3 separate regions of the Mus musculus genome follow, and regions 2 and 3 are each linked to region 1. Evidence: chromatin loops called from intact Hi-C (ENCODE). Cell type or tissue: left cerebral cortex. All regions are shown on one strand. Region 1 holds the start of Cul1 (cullin 1). Region 2 has its middle 50 kb from the start of Cul1. Region 3 has its middle 64 kb from the start of Cul1.

The links. Hi-C counts contacts between places; a loop is a spot of excess contacts. Peaks named below come from ENCODE experiments on the same cell type or tissue, not always from the same donor. Only the 100,000 strongest peaks of a DNase experiment are listed, where the experiment ranks them.
Region 2: it touches region 1 in a loop (2.0-fold over the local background); 4 of 42 quality-filtered maps call a loop at or near these places.
Region 3: it touches region 1 in a loop (2.4-fold over the local background); 4 of 42 quality-filtered maps call a loop at or near these places.

What each region holds. Positions count from the first base shown.
Region 1 is chr6:47,449,627-47,457,626 of GRCm38, reverse strand. It overlaps Cul1 (cullin 1), which reads right to left and starts at 3,308. Exons shown (of 22, transcript NM_012042.4): 1 at 3,144-3,308. In left cerebral cortex, a CTCF peak has its summit at 3,178; DNase peaks (open chromatin) are centred at 3,010, 3,336, 3,729, 3,847 and 2 more places; H3K4me3 peaks cover 2,895 bases; H3K27ac peaks cover 2,466 bases.
Region 2 is chr6:47,399,864-47,407,863 of GRCm38, reverse strand. No RefSeq gene overlaps it. Among named protein-coding and RNA genes, the nearest start is that of Cul1, 50 kb to the left of the region's middle. In left cerebral cortex, no CTCF peak of the experiment used is centred here; a DNase peak (open chromatin) is centred at 3,218.
Region 3 is chr6:47,386,461-47,394,460 of GRCm38, reverse strand. No RefSeq gene overlaps it. Among named protein-coding and RNA genes, the nearest start is that of Cul1, 64 kb to the left of the region's middle. In left cerebral cortex, a CTCF peak has its summit at 3,685; DNase peaks (open chromatin) are centred at 3,684, 4,381 and 7,695; H3K27ac peaks cover 1,242 bases.

The DNA of each region.
Region 1 (8,000 bases):
GTGGCTTTGTAAAGATCTGAAGTGGGAGGATGTACATAGATTTTGACATGAGCATTGTGCTAGGTATTAGAGTCAGATTTGTTCCACCTGCCCCTAGGTAAAGTCAGTCTAATAGAAGAAACCACCAAGTGTCATCAGAATGTTAAGCACTGGGATAGATCCATAGACAACATGACATAAACAACATAGACAACATGAGGACCTAGGGAAAGGTCCTAGACAGGATGGCAAGACCAGCTTTCCTAAAATGAAGATGCCTGAGCTAAAGTGATAAGAAAAAGACCCAGAACAGATCAGAAGTACAATCAAGCTGAAGCGTGAGTGGAAGCCAGAGAGCAGAATCTTCCTTCTGTCCAGGTTTCCCAAGGGAAAAAAAAAATACTATCAAGACTTTACATAACCCTGGTGATCAAACATGAAATGATATACTATGCTCTATAAGGTAGTTCTCCAATGTCTCATTGGTTATGTTCCCATGGAATCCACTCATTTTAAGAACTTAGAAGTTAGATGGTATCACTTAAAAACTACCTTAGGTGCTTGCTGCCAAGACTCAGGAACTGCTGCCAAGTTTACGGAATCCCTGAGACCCACAAGATAGAGAAGAGACTATGAAGTTTGTCTTCTGGCTTTCACACGTGCACTGTGGTGCATGCACATACATGCTTTTTTAAAAGATGAATTTAGAACTGTCCTTTAAAATAGATGGTTAACAGCTTTTTCCTCCAAGCATACCTAAAAGATGAGTTCAAAATGAAACCACTGATTCTCAAAAATCAATTTATCCCATGACTTCATGGGAAAGGTAAAAAAGACTAGGCTTTGGGACTTATGAAGTGCTCAAACTTCAAGACAGTTATAACTTTGAGGGGCCCTAACAAATTAAATCTTAAGAATGCCAAGTAACTATTGTTTGACTTAAGGTTTGTTCATTTAAACATAATTTTCCTTGCTGAAATGAAGGTCCCTTATCCTCCCACAGAAACTTTTGGTACAACTGGGCTGGACTATCTTCCCAGCAGGTAACAGCCTTAAATACTAACCGGCTTTACTTCAAAGGCAAAGGGGTAAACAAACTTGTTTTTTAAAAAAATACTGACTCCTTAAATTAGAATGATTAATTTTAATTTTACAAACTGTTTAGATTTCCACAACTAAAGAAACCCTCAACCATTTTTTCCCTAGGATACAGTATGTAGTTATGCAGGTGGAAGGGGGACACAAGAAAAATAACAGTTTTCACTCTAGGGAAGCATGCAACATAATAGTAAACTTGCACTTTTAACAAGCTCAGCAGCAACAGTGACTATGTTTTCTGCAGCCAAAATGAAGGGGAGTAGTAAAACCCTAGGATTAGTCCAAAAAAGAAAAAAAAAATCATTCATGGTACCAGCAAGATCATGTTCTGTTATCTGAGGGTTACAAAGTAAAGGACTTAGTCTGTGTCTTCAATGATTTCATAGTCACATGTATGGGAAATAAGCCTGCACTGACAAAATTAATTAGCGCAAGAAGGTGGAGTTCCCTGAACAACAGAGTCTATGTAATATCTAAAGACACCTGGCCAAATTAGCTCAGACTTCAGATGTATGTGACATACTAGGAATTTGGGCCACACCTTCCAGGGCCTGACCATAAGACTCAGGAAAGATGTATCTTACAAACACCCTAGCCTATCTAAAATTGGTTGTCTTTTGGGCAAAACAGTTTTTTAAAGATGATGCCAACAGGGAGGAAAGAGAAAGGTTAGCATTTTTAGAAAGCACTTTGGTCTTTTCTCCCAGGCTTAAGGCTTAGTAAATGCTCCCCAAAACCTCCAAAAATGGGCAGAATAGAAGATAAAACAAGCCAGTGTTGTGTTGCATACTCAGAATTTAAAATGAGCTATAACTGTTTCAACTTACTATGGGAAGCAACAAATACAAGTTTTAAGTAAAAAGAGAAATCTTAAAGCCTTCTCAAACAAAGAAAGACCTCATATCCTTATTTTCCTCAACTACACTGGCTTCTTCAGAGTGTTAGGTTTAGGTCCTAAAAATTGAAGTAAAAGGAGCTTAGTTCCTCTTTTGTCACCCCAGTGCCTTTCTAAAACAGTAATCATTTATTCCATTCTTAGCTTTTGGCTGTTTTAATGCTACTCCAGCAAAGAGCAAGTACACACAGGGCAACTAAAAGCACTTGAACAACTTGACTGCATTTCGGCATGCGTGCCCGTCCCACAAACCCCCAACGACTGTGAACTAACCACAAGTATCAACAGTGACCTCTCAGAAAAGGGGAATCCTCCTTTTTTGGCATACCTAGCTCCCTTAACTTTGGGGCTTAGGCTCAAGGAATGAGAGTGCAAGTGTTCCTTGCTTTCTTAGTTATCTCCTGAGTAACAACACAGTGCACAGGTGACAGAAAGAGGGGGTTCTCAGGGCCACGCGGGATTTAAGAATAGAGGCCCGCAGAGTCTACAGCCCCCGACTCAGTCCTCCTGGCCCGGTGCCGGGTTACCTTTGGGGTCAGAGCGCGCGCTCCCGCCGGGACCGGGGACGCGCCGAGGCCGCCGCACAGGGAGGGCCCAGTTCGACTGAGGAGAGCTGGCGGACGCCCGGGGGCTCCGTTCCTTTGGAAAAGCACACCGCATCCCGGCGCGCCTTGCTCGGCCACGCTCCCAGAGAGAACGGAGCCCGGCACCACTGTTACCCAATAATCATGCCCCGCACCGTCGCAACAATGAGTGCCCCCGGATCCCCGAGAGCACGAGTCCCCCGGCCCTGAGCCACCCCGGCCAAGCGGAACCCCCAGGGCCGAGGGGAAGGGAGGGGTGGCGCGTGAGGCGCCGAGGTCGGCGCCACAGGCCGCGGTGAGTCCGGCTTTTTCCCAGTGCGTAGCCAGGGCCTGGCCCTGCGAGTCCCGGCCCAGGCCGAGCCTGGCCGGCCGGGTGACTCAGGCCGGGCCTGGCCGCTCCGCTCCGCCCTCGGCGTCCTACGCCCACGACTTCTCCGGCCCGGCCGCCATTCCGCCTAGCCGCGGCGCGGCGCCTCAGGCCTCGCCGGCAGCCCGGGCTCGGACGCCGCGGCCCGAGTCACTGCGACGCCGCGGCTCCGCCGTGGCCTGCGCTGCCTCCCGCCACCGCGGCCCGAGCCGCTACTCACCCGCATCTCCGGGCGCCCCCCGACGCTCGGGCGACGGCGTGTAGTGCTCGCGGGGCCCGCCGAGGTCTGGCCGCGTCCCTCAGCGCCCGGGCTGCCCCGCCTGGAGCTGCGTGCGACACGGCGCCCGCTCCTCCTCCTCCTCCCCTGCCCGCCTGCCGGCCCTCCTCCTCCCGCCGCCGCCGCCGCCGCCTGCACCACGCAACCTCCGCCCTCTCGCCGTCCCTCCGCCGCTCCCCGCCCTCCCGGCTTCACCGGCTCTGGCGACCGCGGGGCGAAGCCGTGGGGGAGGGAGGGCCGGAACGCACCGCCATCGGCGTCCGGGGCGGGGGAGCCAAGAAACCGTCGCCGCCATCGCCGGGCCTGCGGCGGCGCGGGAGGGGCACGGAAACGGCCCCCCCAGAGGCCCTGGTCACCCGCTTCGTGGCCAGGACCCGCTTCGCGCGGGCATTTCTACCTGCGAGCCATGGCCTCTGCTTCCCAAACGCCGAGCCGGGTCCTGCCGGACGAGCGGAATCCTCCGCCAGGTTTTCCCGCCGCCCTCGCGTCGGGGCGGCCTCTCGAGTGCCGGCTTCCCGCCACTTCGGACTTCTCGTGGAGACCGAGCCGAGGCTGGGGGCTCTGACCTCTGAAGACACTTCCGGAAGCGGCTGTGGGAGAGGGGCTTTGAGCTCCCCTGCCCCTCCCCTCCATGCACCTCCCGGGAGCTGACATGGGTCCCAACTGCACTGATCCTGGCTGGTGTCTCCTGTCCTGGAGTTGAACCAGAGGCAGTATCCCCAACCGTGAGATGAGAAAGTCAAATGGGCAGGCGGACTCAAGAGAAAAGTGCTACTGCTTCACCGACCCCCCTTTCTACCTGCAGGCCTTGGAGATCCTCCTGCGGAAACCTCCAGCTTGCCCACATACCCACGTGGATGTGTGTCTCCCTCTTTAATACTTTTCAGCAGTGGCCTCCCTTCCTTCTTGAGAGCCTTTTTTCACTTTCACTGTATATGGTTTAGTTAGGGAGAGTTGGGAGTTGCGATTCCAACCTGGGATGGCATGAAGTAGTATTCTTACATCTAGAATAATCTCACCCATTGGAAATCAGCTGCTGTCATCTTGTGCTTTGTAATATTCAATTGTAAATTTGGCAACACCCCTAGCCACAGGTGAGAGGCTGGAGAAAGAATGGATTTACCCCATACCTTGTTAGAGGCAGCTGTTTTAATATCCTAGCTTAGATCTGCCATTTAATTCTGTGAACTAGCAAGGGAAGATTTTCAGTTAGCTCATCATCTGGGCCAAAGATGTATTTGATGTAACTTCTGTAACTTTTCACCAAACTAGAACACCACAGAGATTCTTTCTAATGCACCATTTCGGGGCAGAAATCCTCAGCAGACCTGACAGGTCTCAAATCCACAACTTGAGTAACCCGTGCTTCCTCTCAAAAGAAAGTCCCACTGGTGTGTAGTCCAGCAGTTCTCATTCTGTGGATGGACACCCGTTGGACAAACTTCTATCTCCAAACACATTTACATTACGATTCATAGCAGCAAAATTACAGTTATGAAATAGCAACAAAAACCATTTTCTGATTGGGGGTCACCTGGTGAACTGTATTAAAGAGTCACAGCATTAGGAAGTTAAGAACTGCTGGTTTAGTGTCTTCTATCGAACTGTAGCTTTTTGTCAACATCTATTAAGTATTTTTTAGAAGTGTTGTTTCTGCATGTGTATACCAAATTATATTATCTTTACGTTTGTCTGGGGAAAAGGTTTTTAATTTGTTTTATGTCAAACACCTCAATAACTCATTCAAAAGAAACATGTTTTTAGTAACTTTTCTGTAGACATATGGTAAGGGTGGAGATAAATGTAAGGCTTGTTCCTTGTATATTTTGGCTTTCATTTTAAACTGGATTCCCATGTATTCATAGAAAACAGTTTACTTCCTCTCTATATTTCCTAATCTGTTGTCTTCAGTCTCACCAGTCTATATGGTCTCCTTTCCTGTGATTTTTCACCTCTGGATATGAGTTTGTATGTCAACTTGAGGGTTTTCTCCAACCCATTTTGCCTTAATACAAGTATTTAATCTATCTGAATCCACTCCCTGATTCGCCCTGCCTCCATTCCTTGTTTTAAAGTATCTTATTTACTGTCAATACTATCATTTTCATTGATTTGTTCATTCACCTGTGTCCACTTTGCAACCAGGTGGCATCTGTTCTGAGCAGATAACCCTACCTAACAGGATAAAAAGATATAATAGTAACTTTCATGCTCAAAACACTCTTCATCTTCTCTGTCTCAGCAAAATGGATATCTCTTTGGATGAGCCAGTTTGGAAAGAGAGTGACACCAGAATCAAAGCTCAAAACTGTCCCAAAGGTCTTTATCAGGACAAAGTCAATGGGATTAAAATCTCTTTGTAAATTAGAAACAATAATGAACTGGAAAAAACGCAAGTTTTAGATTAGCTATTTTTAAAATAGCTATTTTTAAAATACCTCATTGCTAGCTTCCCATGTGTGCCTTCAGGTATGGGTTGGGGTGCAGGATTTTTTCTTAAGTTTGCCAGTTTTTTTTTTTTTCCAGTATTTTGCTGGAAGAACATTGAAGCCTGCTCACAGCATGTTTACTACTCAGATTGAAGAGTACTGAGTCACTTGAACAACCATAGGAACTATTATTTCTAAGACTTGGGTAAGAAACTAGTCTGTGGAAAGTAAATGGGTTTCACAGGTTTGTGAATTACCCAGAGACATAATTGCAAACTTCAGATCTAAGACCCAAACTTGGAAGGAAAAGAGCAAAACCAGAAGCTGACACTACCAGAGTTTATATTTGTGTGAACCATTTTTAACTGGGTAGGCTTGAGCAAGTTATTAAACTTCTCAGTGTTTCATCATCCTCTGATATGGAGGTGATAATAGCTCAAGGAATGTTAGCTAAACATTGATATTTCTGATGATAATAAAGACCCAGAACCTGAATTTGGGAACCACTCCATGTTCCTTCTGTCCAAGTTTTTAAAGTTATAATCCTACAATGTTTACTATGCTTTATATGTTCTAATGAACTTAATTTGTTTTTAGGCTGTGTAATTTTTAATTTTTTTCTTTTTTTTTTTTTGATTTTTCGAGACAGGGTTTCTCTGTACAGCCCTGGCTGTCCTGGAACTCACTTTGTAGACAAGGATGGCCTCGAACTCAGAAATCCACCTGCCTCTGCCTCCCGAGTGCTGGGATTAAAGGCGTGAGCCACCACACCTGGCAATTTTTAATTTTTTATGGGTATGTGTTGAGAGACTCTCTTGTGCACTGTATAAAAGCAAAACCTGCAATTGCATGTATAAGTGTGTTGCCTTCACATATATGTATTATCTGTGCATGCGTACCTGGTACTGAGAAGACCAGAAGAGAGTGTTCAAGCCCCTGGATCTGGAGTTACAGACACTTATGAGTTACCATTTGTGTGCTGGGAATAGGACTCATGTCCTCTGCAAAAAGCTCTTAATTCACTGAGCCATCTCCCTAGCCTTCAACGTAATTGTTATAAAAGGATTAGGCTGGGCATAATGACAAATGCTCTTAATCTCAGGAGGCAGAGAAGGTATATCTTTGTGAATTTAAGGCCAGCCTATATCACAAAACTGACCAGGGGTCGGTCAGTCAAGTAAATGAGATTTTTTAAAATATATATTTATTTTTAATTGTGTATACAATTTTGAAGACATTTTTGATTACTTATGTATGTATTTGGGGTGTATGAGTATGTACATGTAAAATCAGGTATCTGTTGAGGTCAGAGGTATCTAATCCCTGGAGCTGAATTTACAGTTTGTGAAGAGGCCAGTCTCCAGAGGGTGCTGGAGACTAAGCCTGGTTCCTTGTCAAAAGTAGTACATCCTTGTAGGCCTTTGATTTTTCTCAACCCTATTTTTAATAATGGTTCATAAATGCTTTAACCTCCCTTCTAGCCCACCACCCATCAGGGCTAGTAGAAAAGAAAGGTTATTAGGAGATAGGGGAAGTGAACCCATTTAGAAATTGTTCTTTGGAGCAGATTCCATTTGCATTGTCAGGAAATCAGCAGTTCAGTTCACACAATTCAGCAGCAGCAGCAGCTCGATCCACTCACAGGTACTTCATGAATACACCAGCAGTCCAGTTTAGTAGTCGGTATAGCAAACACAAATCAGCAGCCCTGGCATGATTAGGCCAGGAGAAGTTATTTGTGGTGCCTCTCTTAAAGAAATGAAGATCAATGAGAACCCAAGACCAAGAAACTTTACAAAGTTATGCAAGCCTGTCACTATTGAGTCCTATTTATACTCTCTACAAACATCCCGTGTCCTCCATGGGTCTAGCCTTATGAAAAGTCTTGCCTCAACATGTGAGTCTGCCTTAGCAAAACTCCATTTGAGTCTGTATCAGCTGACATCACTCTGCCAATCAGCAGGCGTCTAAGGAAGTGGTAAGAAGCCCCCAGAGCACCACCAGAAGTTTTTGGTGCATTTCTCTCAATGGAGTCATGACAAATGGAGCTCAGCTATACTGTAAGGTGAACTAATACATGTGAGTCATTAGTGAAGAATCCTTCATCACGCATCCTTTCATGTACTTGCTTTAGCAAAACATCCTTTCACCTGTGTCTGCTTCAGGTAAACATCCGTTGACATAACTGACTTCTAATTGGGGGTTTCTACCCCACCTTAGATCATTTTGTTCACAGATAAAAGATACAAAACTTTTATATTTGTAATGAGCCTTAATCAGCTCGAGCTGGGCATGTGTCTACCCTCTGTGCTGTTATGTCTACTTCCCTGCCCATAACCCTGAGATCTGACTTGCCATGTTATACCTGGTC
Region 2 (8,000 bases), 50 kb after region 1:
AAACATTTAGCTGAAGTAGACACAGGTGAGAGGCTAAGGCAGACTCATGAAAGAATGTGGAGCTGAAGCAGACACAGGAGAAAGGGTGTTTTGCTAAAACAAGTAAGTGAAAGGACATGTGATGAAGAATTCTCTGTTAACAACCTGCCTGTATTGGTTCCCCTTACACTGCATAGTTGAGCTGCATTTGTTGGTACGCCATAGAGAGAAACACACCAAAAAACTTTTGGTGCTGTACTGTAGTTGCCGCTTTCACGGACTTTGGCTGATTGGCAGAGTGATGTCAGCTGAGACAGATTCACATGCTGAAGCAAGAAACTTGCTGAAGCAAAACATGTGGAGGACACGTGATATTTGGAGGGTATAAACTGGGCTGCTGATATATCTGTGAAGTGTTTGCCAGTGGATCAAGCTACTACTGCTAATCTGTGAACTGAATTGCTGACTTCCAGACAACACAGGCAGGAATTCCTCCAAAGATCCTTTCTAAACAGGTCCACTTCTCCACTGCCTGCCCCCTGTATCCTTTCTTTTCCACTATCTCTGGTGGGTGGTGGGCTGGAAGAGAGGTTAAAGCATTTAAGATCCATCATTAAAAATAAGGTTTGAGCTGGGCGTGGTGGCGCATACCTTTAATCCCAGCACTCGGGAGGCAGAGGCAGGTGGATTTCTGAGTTCAAGGCCAGCCTACTCTACAAAGTGAGTTCCAGGACAGCCAGGGATACACAGAGAAACCCTGTCTCAAAAAACCCAAAAATAAAAAAATAAAAAAATAATTTAAAAAAAGGTTTGAAAACATTAAAGTTACACTGTAGGACAGCGGGGAAGAAATGGTGGGTGGTGTGGTGGTAGCTAGGGTAGTGATGGCTTAAATGAGAACCAACATATCACATGTGCAGAATGGTCTTTGGGTGCTGTTTTGATTGTTATTGTTTTCTTTTTTCTTTTGGTTTTCGAGACAGGGTTTTTCTGTATAGCTCTGGCTGTCCTAGAACTCACTCTGTAGACCAGGCTGGCCTTGTACTCAAAAATCCACCTGCCTCTGCCTCCCAAGTGCCGGGATTAAAGGCGTGCGCCACCACGCCAGACTTTTGATTGTTTTTCTTGAAGCAGGTTCATTCTAAGTTACTCAGACTGGATGTAAAATTGATACTTCTTGTCTCAGCCTCCCAAGTGCTGGTGGTTTTGACATGTATGAACTCAGAGAAGGCTAGATAGTATCCATATGAGGAAGGTTCTAGTATCACCTCTTACATTTTACCAATGAAGAAACTAGAGAAATGCTAAGCTACTTGCTTTGCCCAAAGGTTTATCTGGAATTAAAATCCTAGTGTTTGACTATACGTTTTACTTTGAGGGTCTTGGCATAGAGGAAGAGGTATGGATAATGATTGGTTCTGTCTTTCCCTGGGAGAAGAAAGAGGTTTGTTTTGGTTTTAGGAGATTATTGAATTAGAGATGTCACATGAAGATGCCCAAAAGAATTACAGATCTGCTCTAAATCCAGGTCAAGACTTGCAAAAGCAGATTTGGAAACATCCATGTAGATTGTAACTGGAGCCAAGAATAGATAAAATTGCCCAGAGAAAGCATTTAGGGTGATTAGGGGAGCTAGACCAACACTCCCAAGAGGCATTGACATTTTAAGAGTGGGTATGAGAAAAGCTGCTTGAAACTAAGTCTGACAGGATATGACTAGAGAAGTCTAAAGAGGTCAGAAGAATTTAAAGTCACAGATTCAAGAGAGGGGATGTATCCCCTCATGAGAAAATCTGCAGGCCAGGTCAAGTGCTGCCCAGCAAGTCAGGCCTGGGAGGCTTATGTTAGGTTTAGCACCAGCCTCTGAGATGATAGGCAGATTGACATGTGAATGTGAACAAGGGGGCCATTGACTCACGGTGGGACAAGACGGGAGGTGGTTGTGGGAAGTGAGTTTGTTTGACTTTGAAATTATAAGAATAATGTGTCTGTGGGGCTGAGGAGATGGCTTGGTTGATAAAGTCCTTTTGGCATAAGAATGAGGACCTGGGTTTGGAAGCCCAGGATGCAGGTAGAAAGCTAGGTATGGTGTCTTGTACCTGTCATCCCAGTACTGAGGAGGCAGAGATAGAAGAATCCCTGGAAAGGCCAGTCAATCTTGATGAATCAGTAGGCTCCATATTCACGGAGAGATGGTATATCAAAAAGTAAGGGAGAAAGTGATACAAGAAAGCACCTGACGTTGACCTCTGACATCTACCCCTCTGAAGATGTACATATGAATATTCTACCACACCCCTTCACACAAATAAAGAATCATATATATTCAAGTACTGCTGCTGATCAAATCCTCGAGGAGATCTGGAAGAAGGAGCAGAGAGAAAGGAATAACAAAACGAGTGTTCTTTGGGAAAGCGATGGAATTCAGGGCACAGAGGAAGGAGCTTGAGGAAGGACGTATCTATCCACTGAGAGTGGATAAGGGCTTTGTTTAGGTTTGATGGTGAGAATCTGTGGATTTCTCATCAAAGGGACTTCACCTCAAGGGAGAGGTTGTGGAGCAGAGTTTGGAGAGGGAGAATGAGTTTGTGAAGTAACCAGAGAGGGTAGTTTGAGAGCCAGTATAGAGAAGTCATGGCAGGCTGGCAGCACCAAGTGTCCAAGCAAAGGTCAGCGATGGCCGTGCCGGAACATCAGTCTGTGAGGCTGTCCTTTGATCCCAAGCAGAGCTTCCAGCCTAGGTGGACAAAGAGATCAGAAACCCTGGCTTGATCCCAACTCAGAACTCAAAAAGTGCCTGGGACAGTGGACAGTAGAGACAACAGAACGAGAGAGTTGAGGGTCTGCAAGGGATGAGGTAAAAGGGTGGGCCATGGATCTCTGCTGGATGGGGAGAGTCAGGGCAGATTCACTCAGCCTCTCTCTCCCATGGCCTCTTTCATTCTAGGCAGACTGCCCTGGGCTTTGTGTTTTCTCTGGCTAGATTCTGATTAACATCCTTTCCAGTTCTCAAATTTCATGGTTCAATTTGGCAAAAGTTTCATACTCTCAGGATATAAGTGAGGGATCTTGCCAAACTTCTTCTAGTCACTAGGACAAAACAACCTTCATTCTGCTGAGGAAGCAAATTCCATTGATCTTCCCAGACCATTGATGAAATTCTTTAATTTTCTCACAGCCGTATGCAAAATGTTCAGTGCTCTGCCCAGAAATCAAAAATAAACTTGTAGCTGTCAGTAATCCAACCCTGCTGGAAGTTTCCCAATCGGAACTTGGTTCAGTTTAACTCAAAACCAAATTATATTACCGAGTGCCTGCTTTCCATAAGTTACTGTGGTGGCAGATGTAGGAGATGCAGAGACGAGAGAACGACCATCTCTGTTCTCTTCAAGTTTAGCGAGAAGGAGACTAGTGGTGCAGAAATCTTTGTGTTCACGCCAGGTAAGAAAGAGTAATTTCAGCTTCACACGCATTTTGCAGGCTGCATTTCCGCTAGCAGTGGCGGGAGCAGCTGGCCGGCAAACTAAGGCTTTGTGGAGGGAGCAAATATGGTGGGAATCTGAGCTTTGGGAGCCACTACCGTGACTGTGGGCAAGAACAGCAAGATGCTGCTGCATTGATTGCCGGATGAGATGTATCCTGCAAAGATGGCCAGATCTTCATCGGGACCTTCAAAGCTTTTGACAAACATATGAATTCGATCCTCTGTAACTATGATGAGTTCAGGAATATCAAACCAAAGAACTCCAAACAAGCAGAGAGGGAATAGAAGTGAACCCTGGGTCTGGTGTTGCTTCAAGGGTAGAACCTGGTCACTGTGACCCCAGATGGACCTCTTCCCACACATACTGGCCTCGCCTGAGTGCCACTTGCTAGGGGCCACGTATCTGCAGGGCTGCTAGCAGAGGAATGTCAGCTGGTGTTCCTGTAACCCAGGCTCCGGCAGGATTTGCTGGGCTACTCTCTGAGGTTGGAGGACCATCCCAAGCAGTTGGTGACCCCATAAGAAAGAGGCACCGTAGGATTGTGGGTCCCATGTCTGCTCCACCACAGGGCAAGGCTGCTTGTAGAGGCAGAATTTCGGAGTTGTCTGGTTCGGGGTCCCTAGGCCTGTGATGAGGCTGAGGCTGTGGGGTTCCCAGGCTCTTGGACACTCAGATGCCACTGGATGTTTCAGAAGAGCTGAGAATGGAATCTGGGCCCACTGGCTGGATCTAGTCTGGGGCCAAGGGAAAAGGGGAAATCTGGCTAGTCCTGTGGGGAGAATCCTCGGCTTGATGGCTGCAGGCATGGGCTTGGTGGTGGTCATGGCTGGTAGCACAGAGAGGCCTTCTAATGAGAGTCCAGACAGCAGCTATATAGGTGAAGGCCTTCTCCATGGCTCCCCACGGGGGAATCTCAATGAAAAGAGGTAGCCTATGGTTTTAAGGCATTTATTGTCATGGTGGAAAGTGGATGTGTAAAACCATGCCCCAATTTTCAGGGTGGGCCTGATATTAAATACCTTTTTCAGGGAGGAATGTCTGGGAAGGAAAGCTTACTGGGTAAGCCCTCCAGGCCTTTACGTATCTCATTAAAATGGAGGTCTGTCTTGAGCCTACATAAGCACAGGTTATGTCCTTTCCTACCTATTGTGGGGAGTGGGGGGACTTGGGGCATTGCCCTTATGAGATTGATGGCAACAAATCTATGGGGGGCTATGGCTAGTGACAGGGGCCTGGTACTTGGGAATAGGCAAAGCTCCTATTGTCCCATCATGGTCTCCGAGACTTCTAGCCTTAGCTCACTCAACTGGGAACCAGGCTACCTTTCATGGTCCCACAAGGCACTGTTGCAGTTGCTGCAGCCAGCTGCAATCACAGCCAGTATTGCATGAGTCTGAATTCAGTACCCACCTGGTTGTGAGAGTCTTCCTCTAGGTATGATGGACCCACCTCCTGGAATGGAAGCCTCCCATGGGTCTAGGATGCAACCTCCTCCTGCAGAGATGTGAGATCAGCTTTGGTCCTTGCACAGCATTATGGTAGTAGATCCACAGAGGCCTAGGCCCTATTTCCCAAGGCTGAGTTACCACAGACCTGGCTGTTTCTTATGCTTTTTGTGGTGTTTCACTGGATTGTCTGGTTTTCCTTTCAGGTTCCCCTCCCTGGGGAGTGGCCCTCCAAGGCCTGAGACTCATCTTGGTCATCTTCAGCCCCTTGCCTGTTTCCCTAAAGGCTGTACCTAGTCTCTTTTAGCTGGTTTATAATAAACTCTTAAGAGACTGTTATACATGCACACACATAATACATTGAGAGAGAGAGAATGAATATGAATGAGAGAGAGAACTTTTTCTAGTTCCTTTAGTAACTTAATGTCTGTTTTGGGCCCTACGTTTTACCAAATTGAAGTAAACTCACTAGGGCTCCCCATCACTTCAGGGGTCATTCTTAATTCTAGGGACTTACATTATCTAAAAGCATTAGGGGGGCATCTTTCTGGTCATGCCTATCGTGGTCAGCACTACCTGCTGGGCACTCTTACACCCTGTTCTCTCTCTATCAGCACATGCAGGCAGCTGTGGCAGTAAGCTCTTCAGTCTAACAGTGTCTATCAGGGTTGTAACTTTAATTTTTTTCAAATCCTATTTTTAATGATGGTTCTTAAATGATTTAACCTTCCTGTAACCGACCACCCACCAGAGGTAGTGGGAAAAAAAGGATTCAGGGGAAATGGACCTGTTTAGAAAGGTTCTTTGGAGCAACTCTCCTCTATGTTGTCTGGAAATCAGCAGTTCAGTTCACAGGTTAGCAGGCAGTGGCAGCTTGAGCCACTCACAAATACCTCATGGATATAGCAGCCATCCAGTTTGGTAGAGTCAGGTTAGCAACAGTGGTGACAGAACGTAGTGGAGACAGCATGAGTCTTGCTTTGTGCATCTAATTAGCCCAGGTCCTTGGAAGTAGCAAGAAACTGCAGCGCACCACCAGAAGTTTTTTTGGTACATTTGTCTCCATGGCATCCAGACAAATGCAGCTCAACTACACATTGTAAGGTGGAGCAATATGTGTGTGTTGTAGCAAGGAATCTTTCATCACGTGTCCTTTCTTGTACTTGCTTTAGCAAATGTCTTCTGGACATGGCCAAATCATGACACTGGAGAAGGCATAACAACTGTGGCTGCCTGAACATGAGCGAGCCAGCACACAGCCCAGCATGGAGGAGCAGCTCGTGAACGCTCACCCTTACCTAAGGAGCTGCTGACAGCTGAGGGACAAAGAGGCGGGTCTTTGTTTGTTTGTTTGTTTGTTTTTCTTTTTTTAGAGTGTGGCCCTGGTGGGTTGTTTCTTAGGGTAGCTCCATACTCTCGAGTATATGGACAGTTTGCATTCAGTGAGTTATAAACACCACCACCAATAAAGACTAGGAAATTGGGAGGGAGTAGGAAGATGGGTAGATTTGGGAAGGGGAAGCGCGGGAATGAATATGATCAACATATACCATGTGTATGAGTGAAATTCTCAAAGAGCTAAAAAATATTATATCAGACACACACACACACACACACACACACACATTGTTAGGCAAAGCAGACTCATGTGCCCCTCCCTAAGCTAGCTAGTCAGCTCTGGTTGTAGGATAAGGAAGGTTTTCAGGAAAAGGACTGTGGCTTGCATTGGTATAAGCAGGAGATACTTGGGGCTTTTTTCTTTTCTTCTCTTTTTTAGACAAGGATTCATGTAGGCTAGGTTGGATGTATCAGGTAACTGAGGATGACTTGAACTTCTTGTCCTCTTTGCCCCAAGCCCCAAATCATTGAGATTACAGTTGTGTGTTACCACACCTGCTTTATGCAGTGCCAGGGATTGAACTCAGGACTTTCTCCTATCCTAGACAAGCACTCTATCAATTGAGCTACAATGCCCAGCAGCTGTTGTTTGTAACTTTGGGGCTGCTCGTGAATCCTATGCTTCTATTTATACTCATGTTTGTCTTTGCTTTGAAAGCACAAACAGCTATGATCCCTGCAGGGCCCCATGCTAGCATCCAATTATTATATCTGCTTTAGGGGGTTCCAACTGTCACAGGCCTGAAAATCAGGGCAGCTCCAGTGTGTTGGCAAAGGATGCTTTTTAACCATCTGTACCTTGCATTTTAGTTTCACATAACCTTTTATATAGATTTGGAAAACTCTAGCAATTGCCATTCAGTCTTTTTCAGAATGAGAAATACTATGAATCTGGATTAAAATAGTATAGAACTGGAAACAAGGTATTGCCAGCTTTGCGCGTGTGGCCCATACCACAGCATCTCATTCAACCAACTACTTTTATTCTATTGTGCCGGCTAGTTTTATGTCAATTTGACATAAGGTTGAGTCATATAAGAGGAGGGAAACTCAGTTAAGAAACTGTCTCTACAAGATTGGGCTGTGGGCATCTTGTAGGGCATTTTCTTAACTAGTGACTAACGGGAGAGGGCTAATGGTCCTGGCTGCTATAAAAAAGCAGGCTGGGCAAGCCAAGAGGAATAAGCCAGTAAGCTTATTAACCCCTCCACAGTCTTTGCACCAGCTCCTACCTCCAGGTTCCTTCCCTGAGTTCCTGTCCTGATTCCCTTCAATGATGAACAGTTTAAGTACTGTAGTTTAAGCCAAATAAATCTCTTCCTTCCCAAGTTGCTTTTGGTCATGGTGTTTCATCACAGTAATAGTAACCCTAACGAAGACACCTTCTATGTGCAATACAATGCTGTCAGACCCAGACCTTATTGCGTGTGAATTTAGCAAGAGCAATATGTCAAATTTAGAATTGAGCAATCAGAGAGAAAGATCAACAGAATCTGATGATCAACTGTCTCCCAACTGTTATGCATTTGTGGATACACAGTTCAATGTAGAGAATAACAGGTAAACAGCTATGCTTGCAGTAATGTCGTGGAAAAACACCACCTGGAGAGCAGAGGAGAAAGTAGCTACATCTGGCATGACTTGAAGAGGACTTGTGGAGAGATACCATGCTGGGTGAATCTCTAGAGATGAC
Region 3 (8,000 bases), 63 kb after region 1:
ATAGTTAAAGACAGTTTTCCCTTACAATGAAGTTCACTGCTTTCCTTATCTGCTGGTCTCTTAGTGAGAGTCACTGGAGGCAGCTATGGCGTAGAGCTTCAGGGAGACCCTCTAGCTGTGTCTTTAGCTAGAAGGTGCTTCCACCTCTGAAATAGGAACTGTACATTGATATTTGTGGAGAAGGAAGCACACACTTCCCTGCTGTGTGACTGGAGGTGACAGCAAGTAGATTACTCCTATTTCCATCCCTTCAACCCTAGAACCATGAATTCCATCTAATGAGAATACAGTGATACAATGGCTTATGTTTGGAGTATTTTACTGCATAGATGATGATTCCCCATGGTGAGGCCCATGGAGATCTCAGCCACACCCTTAACAGACTTCTATTGCTCCTCAAGGAAACAGCTTTGTTTGTTTGTTTTTTGTTTTTGTTTTTTGTTTTTTTTTCGAGACAGGGTTTCTCTGTATAGCCCTGGCTGTCCTGGAACTCACTTTGTAGACCAGGCTGGCCTCGAATTCAGAAATTCACCTGCCTCTGCCTCCCGAGTGCTGGGATTAAAGGCGTGTGCCACCACACCCAGCTTGGAAACAGCTTTTTGACAAGATGGCATGCAACCACTGATACAGCATCTTTGCTATGAAGTGCATCCTTTGGTTCTGCTTTGTGGTCCAAAACTGTACTTTGGTAGGTAAAACCCCTTAGATTTGTGTATAAGAATGCTTCCTAGAGACACTGAGGGAACTGAGCAGGTGCATTCATTTGTCATTCTAACTATGCATGCCATGGGGCCAGATCGTCAAGACCCTGCTACTGTGACTTCTTCACCATGATGGACTGTACCTTGAACTGTCAGCTAAAATAAACCTTAACTTGCTTTTCTCAGGGTATTTTATCATGACAACATGAAAGGACACTAAGACAGAGACTGCTATCAGAGGGGAGGTTGTTCCTGAAATTATCATGTTGTGCTTAGGCCTTAGGAACTGGTTTGTCAGAGTAAAGAAGCTTGGTATGTGGCTCAGTGGTGTGAGAGTCTAGATTCAATCTCAGTACCTCCACAAGTGATTAAAAAGCTCCCCCAACTACTTTGATGTAAAGCATATATGTGTGAACTCTTTAGAGCCGTGTTTTGAAGGCACCTAGTGGTAAATCAGTCGTTTGTGCCTTAGTATTGTTTTAGAACCATACTATTGCTTTTACTCTTTGCAGGTGGGGATATTCAGGGCCTTGGTTCTTGGCCTAGATTTCAACTCCTTTGAAGGTTTTCCACCATTGTATTTTTATACATTATGGGTTTGCTATCCGGTGTCCATATCACAGTGAACCAGAATTACTTCTCTTTTTCCTTGTGAATTCTGTAAGAACATAGCCTGTATTTAATTAACTCTTGTAACTTTTAAATTTTATTTTATGTGAATGGGTGTTTTGCCTTCATGTGTGCCATGTGAGTGCCTGGTGCCTATGGAAGACAGAAGAGGGCATTGGATTCCTTGGAACTAGAGTTGCAGATGGTTTTAAGTCACCTTGTGGATGCTGGAAACTGAACCAGGGTCCTCTGCAAGAGCAGCCAATATTCTTTGTTTTTTTTTTTTTTGTTTGTTTGTTTTTTGTTTTTTCGAGACAGGGTTTCTCTGTATAGCCCTGGCTGTCCTGGAGCTCACTTTGTAGACCAGGCTGGCCTCGAACTCAGAAATCCACCTGCCTCTGCTTCCCGAGTGCTGGAATTAAAGGCGTGCGCCACCATGCCCGGCTAAGAGCAGCCAATATTCTTAACTGGCGAGCCAACTCTACAGACCCACTTTGTTTAGCTTATGTGGTTATAATCACATGGAATTTGCTTGTAAACAACAGTGATGGCATTCTTTAGCAAGTGTATTTCTTGCTGCTCTTTCTCTTGGAGAGTGTAGTTATAGTATCTATTGGTGCATGACTGGGTTTCTATCTTGTATTAGCTGCTCTTGGTCGCTTTGCTAATATTTTCAAATTCCTATTTCTTTAAATTAATAGGTACCTGTTGCAGAAGAGGTCCTGAGTGTTGCAGAATGTCTGTGTGGATATAGCCACACCTACTTCATATGCTTCTTAGCTACTCTATTAGTCAGGGTTCTCTAGAGAAACAACTTAATAGAATGAATCTCTCTCTCTCTCTCTCTCTCTCTCTCTCTCTCTCTCTCTATGTATGTATATATATATATGAATGAAAGGCTTACAAGGCTATGATCCAGTAAACCCAGCAATGGCTGCCTGTGAACAGAAAATCCAAGAATCCAGAAGTTTTTCAACCACAAAACCCTCAGCTGGTTCATGCTAGATTCCCAAAGAAATAGGCTCTAATGCCAGTGAAGGAATGCACTTGCTAGCAAGGCCAGAGCAAGCAGGCAAAGAGCAAATGTTCCATCTCCCATGTCCTTATATAATCTTCCAGCAGAAAATGTGGCTCAGATTAAAGGTGTGTCTTCCTGTCTCCAGATCCTGGGCAAGAGTGTGTCTTCCTACCTCAGAGGTCTGGGCTAGAAGTATATTTACCCACTTCAAAGAAGGCAAAACAATCCCTCACAGGTGTGCCCCATTAATTCCAGATGTCATCAAGATGACAACCAAGAATAGCTAACTTGCACCTTTAAAGTGCCCATTCAGGAGTTCCTTGCCTACTTTGTTCTTAGATTGTCCCCTAAATAATCTCTGTTTGGGGGGCTTGTCCTAGTTTAAACTTGATATATCTGGCTATTCATTTTCAGACTTCCACCCATCATTGAATCCTCTTTTCTGACTTTTTGCCTGGCTTTTGGCATCTTCAAGCAACTGACCTCAGTTCAACCTGCCTTTGGCTTTGTTTCCCTGCTTGACAGGATGTGAAGGAACCGAGTTCTTCTGAAGAGAGACTGGCCCAGTGCAGTTCGCCTGAGGGAAAGCTGGCATCTTGGCAGGGAGTAGACAGGTGTACTGTATTTTACAAATGTGTATTTTAACTCTACATGAGCATTGCTGTGATGCTTTGTCAACTTTTATTGTAAAACATTCCTTTTGCCAATATTGAATGGATTGCTCAGGAAGTAAGAAAAACAAAAGAACGGTTGTCTGTCAGTAATTAAGATCTGCTTTGCTTTTAGTGTTTTCTTCTTCCAACTTCCTGTTCAAAGAGAAGACCATTTTACTGTACAATCTGGAAAAATCCTGTACAGAACATGCTGTGCTGGTACTCTTAAGTCTGGTTGGTACCTGTTCACTGTGCTGCCCAGACCACTGCTGTGCTTTCTGTATGTTACTCCACTGTATTTTAAAAATACTGTCTACAGATATTTGCATAAACTACAGCAATCCTGGCTCTAGATCATTGGGAAGTAGCCATCTTTTAAAATAACCAAAGGTAATTTCTAGCTTGCCAATAGCCAGTGATTTCTTAGAAGTGAAACTAGCCATCCACACAGGGAGGCCTCTTTAGGATTGTTTAGTGACTTTCAAAACATCAGGGTTTTTTTGGTTTGGTTTTGTTTTGTTTTTTATTATTTTCATCACCTATTAGATGAAAGGGTATGGGATTGTCACCCCCACCCCCACTGGTGCTGTAATTCCATAAACTCAGGCAAAGTCGCAGAACACGCAGCCTTACAGCATGAGCTGGCTGGCACAGGATCAGATGTGCTGATTCCTCATGCTCATGGTGGCTGATGTGAGAAGCGCTGGCAAGAAGAAGCTGGCCTGGCCCAAATAACCACGAAGAGAGAACAGATTTCAGACAGGCGGTTTTACAGTTTCCCTTTTGTTATTTTTGCCAACTCCCAGCCACTTCTTTCTCTAGCACTGAGCAAAAGAGACAAACGAGCATTCTTAAATGCACTGAATATACAGGCCAGAGGTTTCTCTCAGTGACCTTTAATCTTCTGTATATCAATTTACCTCGCCACATCCATCCACCCAATTTACATTTAAATAAAGCTTTCAAATTCATTGCAAACCAAAAAGTAAGCTATTTAGGGAGAGAAAGCTGTTTTAAAAAAATGGGTTGTCTTTCTTTTAAAAAAAACCTTTTTTTCATCTTTACAAGATTGAAACAACCAGCTTTTACAAGGTAAACAGCCTTTTTCGTTTTAGCCACAGTCAGTTCTAATATTTTTGGTTTATTTTTTTAGAGCCACTCCAATACAACACACCAGCTGTAAATATTTTGTTCTATATGATTTTTTTAATGAAAAAAATCCCTTTGCTCTATTCTTATTTGCTCGACTACAAAAGAACCTGCCTGGAGCGAGTGAACCTTCTCTTTCATTGATTCTATTTCTCTTCCGACTGGCTCTATTTTCCTGGAGCCCATTTATCAATACAGCCCTGGCTCTATATGCCAGCAAGGACCAGTCTCTCTGCATGGGAACCATGAGGGGAGGCTGTTTCAGCCCCAGCCCAGCTTTGTGTGGAGTTAATTTAAATGTTTTGCAGACCCACGTTGAGGGCTGGAGCTTCACACTTTTGAGGGTTCATTCCTAGAGTCTTTCTTTTGGGTTTTGTCAAGGCAATTTTTTTTTTTTTTAAAGAACATAACACCTTCCTGTAGAAAACAGTAACATATAGCACACTGAATATTTTTGTTGAGGAAAATCTTGTGCTAACATTCCTTTAATGAAATAAAATTTTTGTGCATGTTACTGTGGTATGTGTGTGTGTGTGTGTGTGTGTGTGTGTGAGTGTGTTCATGCACACACAAGTGCTAGAGCATCCCTGTGGTAGTGGTCAGAGGACAACTTCTGGTGTTAGCCCTCACCTTCCACCTTGTTTGAGACAGGCTTTAAAATTCTTTTAGAATTTCATTCAGTGGGTTATAAATATTCACCCTCTCATTCGACTCCCCGAGATCCATCCACACCCCTCATTCTACACCCACTTAACTTTGTATCATCTTTTTTTATTGTTTTAAATCCACCCAGTCCAGTTTGTGCTGGTCATGTACTCTGGGATGGGGACCATCCACTGGATCATAGTCTACTACATATGAACTCACAGTGGTTGGGGGAGCATCCAGACCTATGTGAGTTCAAGCCAAACAAATTCCCAGCATGGACATGACAGGAGGGTTCAAAGTCCCACACCTACCCAAGGAAATATTAGCAACTCAGCTTCTGGGAGAAGGACAGTCAATTTTCTGAAAGAGTCTGGCCCTGGCAGGGAGGCAGGGTCTTTTGCTGTTCACTGCTGAATGTGCCAGGCAAGCTGGCCTGCAAGCTTTAGGCAATCCTTTTGTTTCCACCTCCCATCTCACCTTGGGAATGGTGGGATTTCAGAATCTAGCCCCAGTTCCCAACTCCTGCATCCAATTCTTTGTAGGCTCCGGAAAAAAGCATATGCTTTTTTTTTTTTATTGTTAAAAGCGTATGCTTCACAGTGTGTGCTGTATTTATTGCGTCATCCTTACAGCCCCAAAGTAGTTCTTTAAAAATTTTTATTATATTATTTACTATTTTAAAGAATATATTTAGAATGTTTGATAACAAACAATATTGAAATTAACTTATTCCTAGTTTATTTCACAATTAAATGAATATCCATGGAATAAATCTTTTGAACTAAAACTTCTGGGACAAAATATCCTTGTATAGTAATTTTGATGGGTACTAATAAAGTGCTCTTCATAAAATTTCCCAGTTTTCACTGCTAACAGTGACTGAGAGGTTTTTCTGATGTGGTCTTGTCAACAATCTTAGTCATTCTTTTATTCTTGTTAACCTGAGCGTGATTCGATTAGTATTTATGTAAATGAAGGTGAATATTTTATGCTTTTTCTTGACTATATTTTTATCTATCTACCAGCAGCTATTAGTGGCCATTAGCTCCTCAGCTAGGAGTGAGACTTCATGCCTACCTCTCCCCTCCATGTTGTGATCTTGTCTGGCTTGAGTTTGCACAGGTCTTAGGCATGGTATCACAATCACTGTGAGTTCCTATGTGGTTGGTCATATTCTAGTGAATGGTCCCATACCCAAGAGTCTTTTGAGTTTTGAGTCATTTCTATTTATACTTTGCCAGCTCTTTATTGGATTATAGATTTGTGTGTGTGTGTGCACATGTGTGTTTATGTGTGTTCACATGTGTGTGTAGGCCTCCTAGGGCAATGCCCTTAGGTAGTAATATAAATTCATGCAGGTACACACACACATACACCGTCCTAAAAAGAAGGAGAAGGAGGAGGAGAAGGAGGAAGAAGAGGAGGAGGAGGAAGAGGAGGAGGAGGAGGAGGAGGAGGAGGAGGAGGAGGAGGAGGAGGAGGAGGAGGAGGAGGAGGAGATTGTTGTTCTACAAGTCCCTTTAGGGGTATACCAAAGACCTAAATCCTGCCACTGGACCCCACCTCTTAATGGTTCCATCATCTCCCAATAGTACCAAGTCTTCAATACATAGGCCTTTGGGGAACGTTCCAGACTCAAAAATAGCTAAGACATATCCACAAATGTTTTATTTAATGTTGCTTTTTTGTCATAATTTTTTGTGTTAATTATTTTTTTATTGTAGAGCAAAATATACAAGAAACGTAACATGAAGAAGGAAAAATTCATCGGGGATTGTGCTTTGAGGATGCAGTCTACTCTGGCAGGGAAGGTGTGGTGATGAGAGAGGCTTCAGCTAGGGTAGCATGAGGCAGCTGGTCACATTGTGACTACTGTCAGGAAGCAGAGGGTGACAAATGCTGGTGCCAAACTGGCTTCTTCCTTCTATTCAGTTTGGGACCCCAGTCTGTGGGATGCTGCCACCTCTATTCCCTGCTCTCGGATGCTCTCAAAGACACACCCAGAGTAATGTCTCCTAGGTGACTCAAATTCACTCAAGTTGACAGGGATGATTAATCATCATAGCCAAGATTCCCTTCCCTACTCTAAAGAATTTTCTATTCTCTCTCTCTCTCTCTCTCTCTCTCTCTCTCTCTCTCTCTCTCTCTCTCTCTCTCTCTCTTTTTGGTTTTTCGAGACAGGGTTTTTCTATTTAGTCCTGGCTGTCCTGGAACTCACTTTGTAGACCAGGCTGGCCTTAAACTCAGAAATCCGCCTGCCTCTGCCTCCCAAGTTGCCCAGCATTTAGGGAAGGAGACAGGCTGTTCATGGGAACTCACTGGACAGACAGACTAGTTAAAATGACTGCTTTAGGGTCACTGAGAGACCCTGTGAGAAGAACAATAGTGAAAGACACCTGCTGCACTTCTCTGGCCTTCTCTGGCTTTTGCCTGTGTGTACCTGTGCATACATATGGACCTCTCCAAAACTATATACAATTGTTATCTATTTAATGACTCCAAAACTATATACAATTTTCATACTATTTAATATAATAGTTTTAGTTCAACTATCCTTTGACTGAATCTCCCTAGAGGCTGGAGTGAGTTTCATAAATGTTACCAATAGGGTTCTAGTGTATTTGGCTGAAGTGGCAACCAGAATAGCTGAAGCCAGGTTTGAAGATTATTACTAAGAAAATAATGGAGAGCATTATGTTTGAATACCAGGGGGGGAAAATGAGAGCTCAAATTCAAGAAACAGCTACAAAAGATATAAGCTAAGCAAGGGGCAAAATGAAGGTGAGGGGAGAGATTGAAAACTGAACCTGAAACCCAGATTAATGGCACATTTTTATCCCAGCACTTGAGAGATAGAGACAGATGGGTTTCTGTGAGTTTGAGGCTATTTTGGTCTACAAAGTGATTTCTAGGCCTGCCAGGGATACATAGTGAGGCCCTGTTTCAAAACAAAAAGCCAAATTTGAGTGCTGAGTATGTTCAAAAGCCTAATGATGCTGTTATACATGGGGCTAGCTTACAGAAGCTGTTCAGGACTGGGTAGTTCTTATTTATTAATTTCTGGTTCTGAGAATTGAACCCAGGGCCTCATTGATGCTAAGCACATGTTCTACCACTGAACTACAATCCCAGCTACTGGACAACAACTAAAAATTGAGAGTAGTTGGATGTGTACAACTTGGAAAAGTTCTGAGAATAAGGTAGACCGACCTTTCTTTCTTT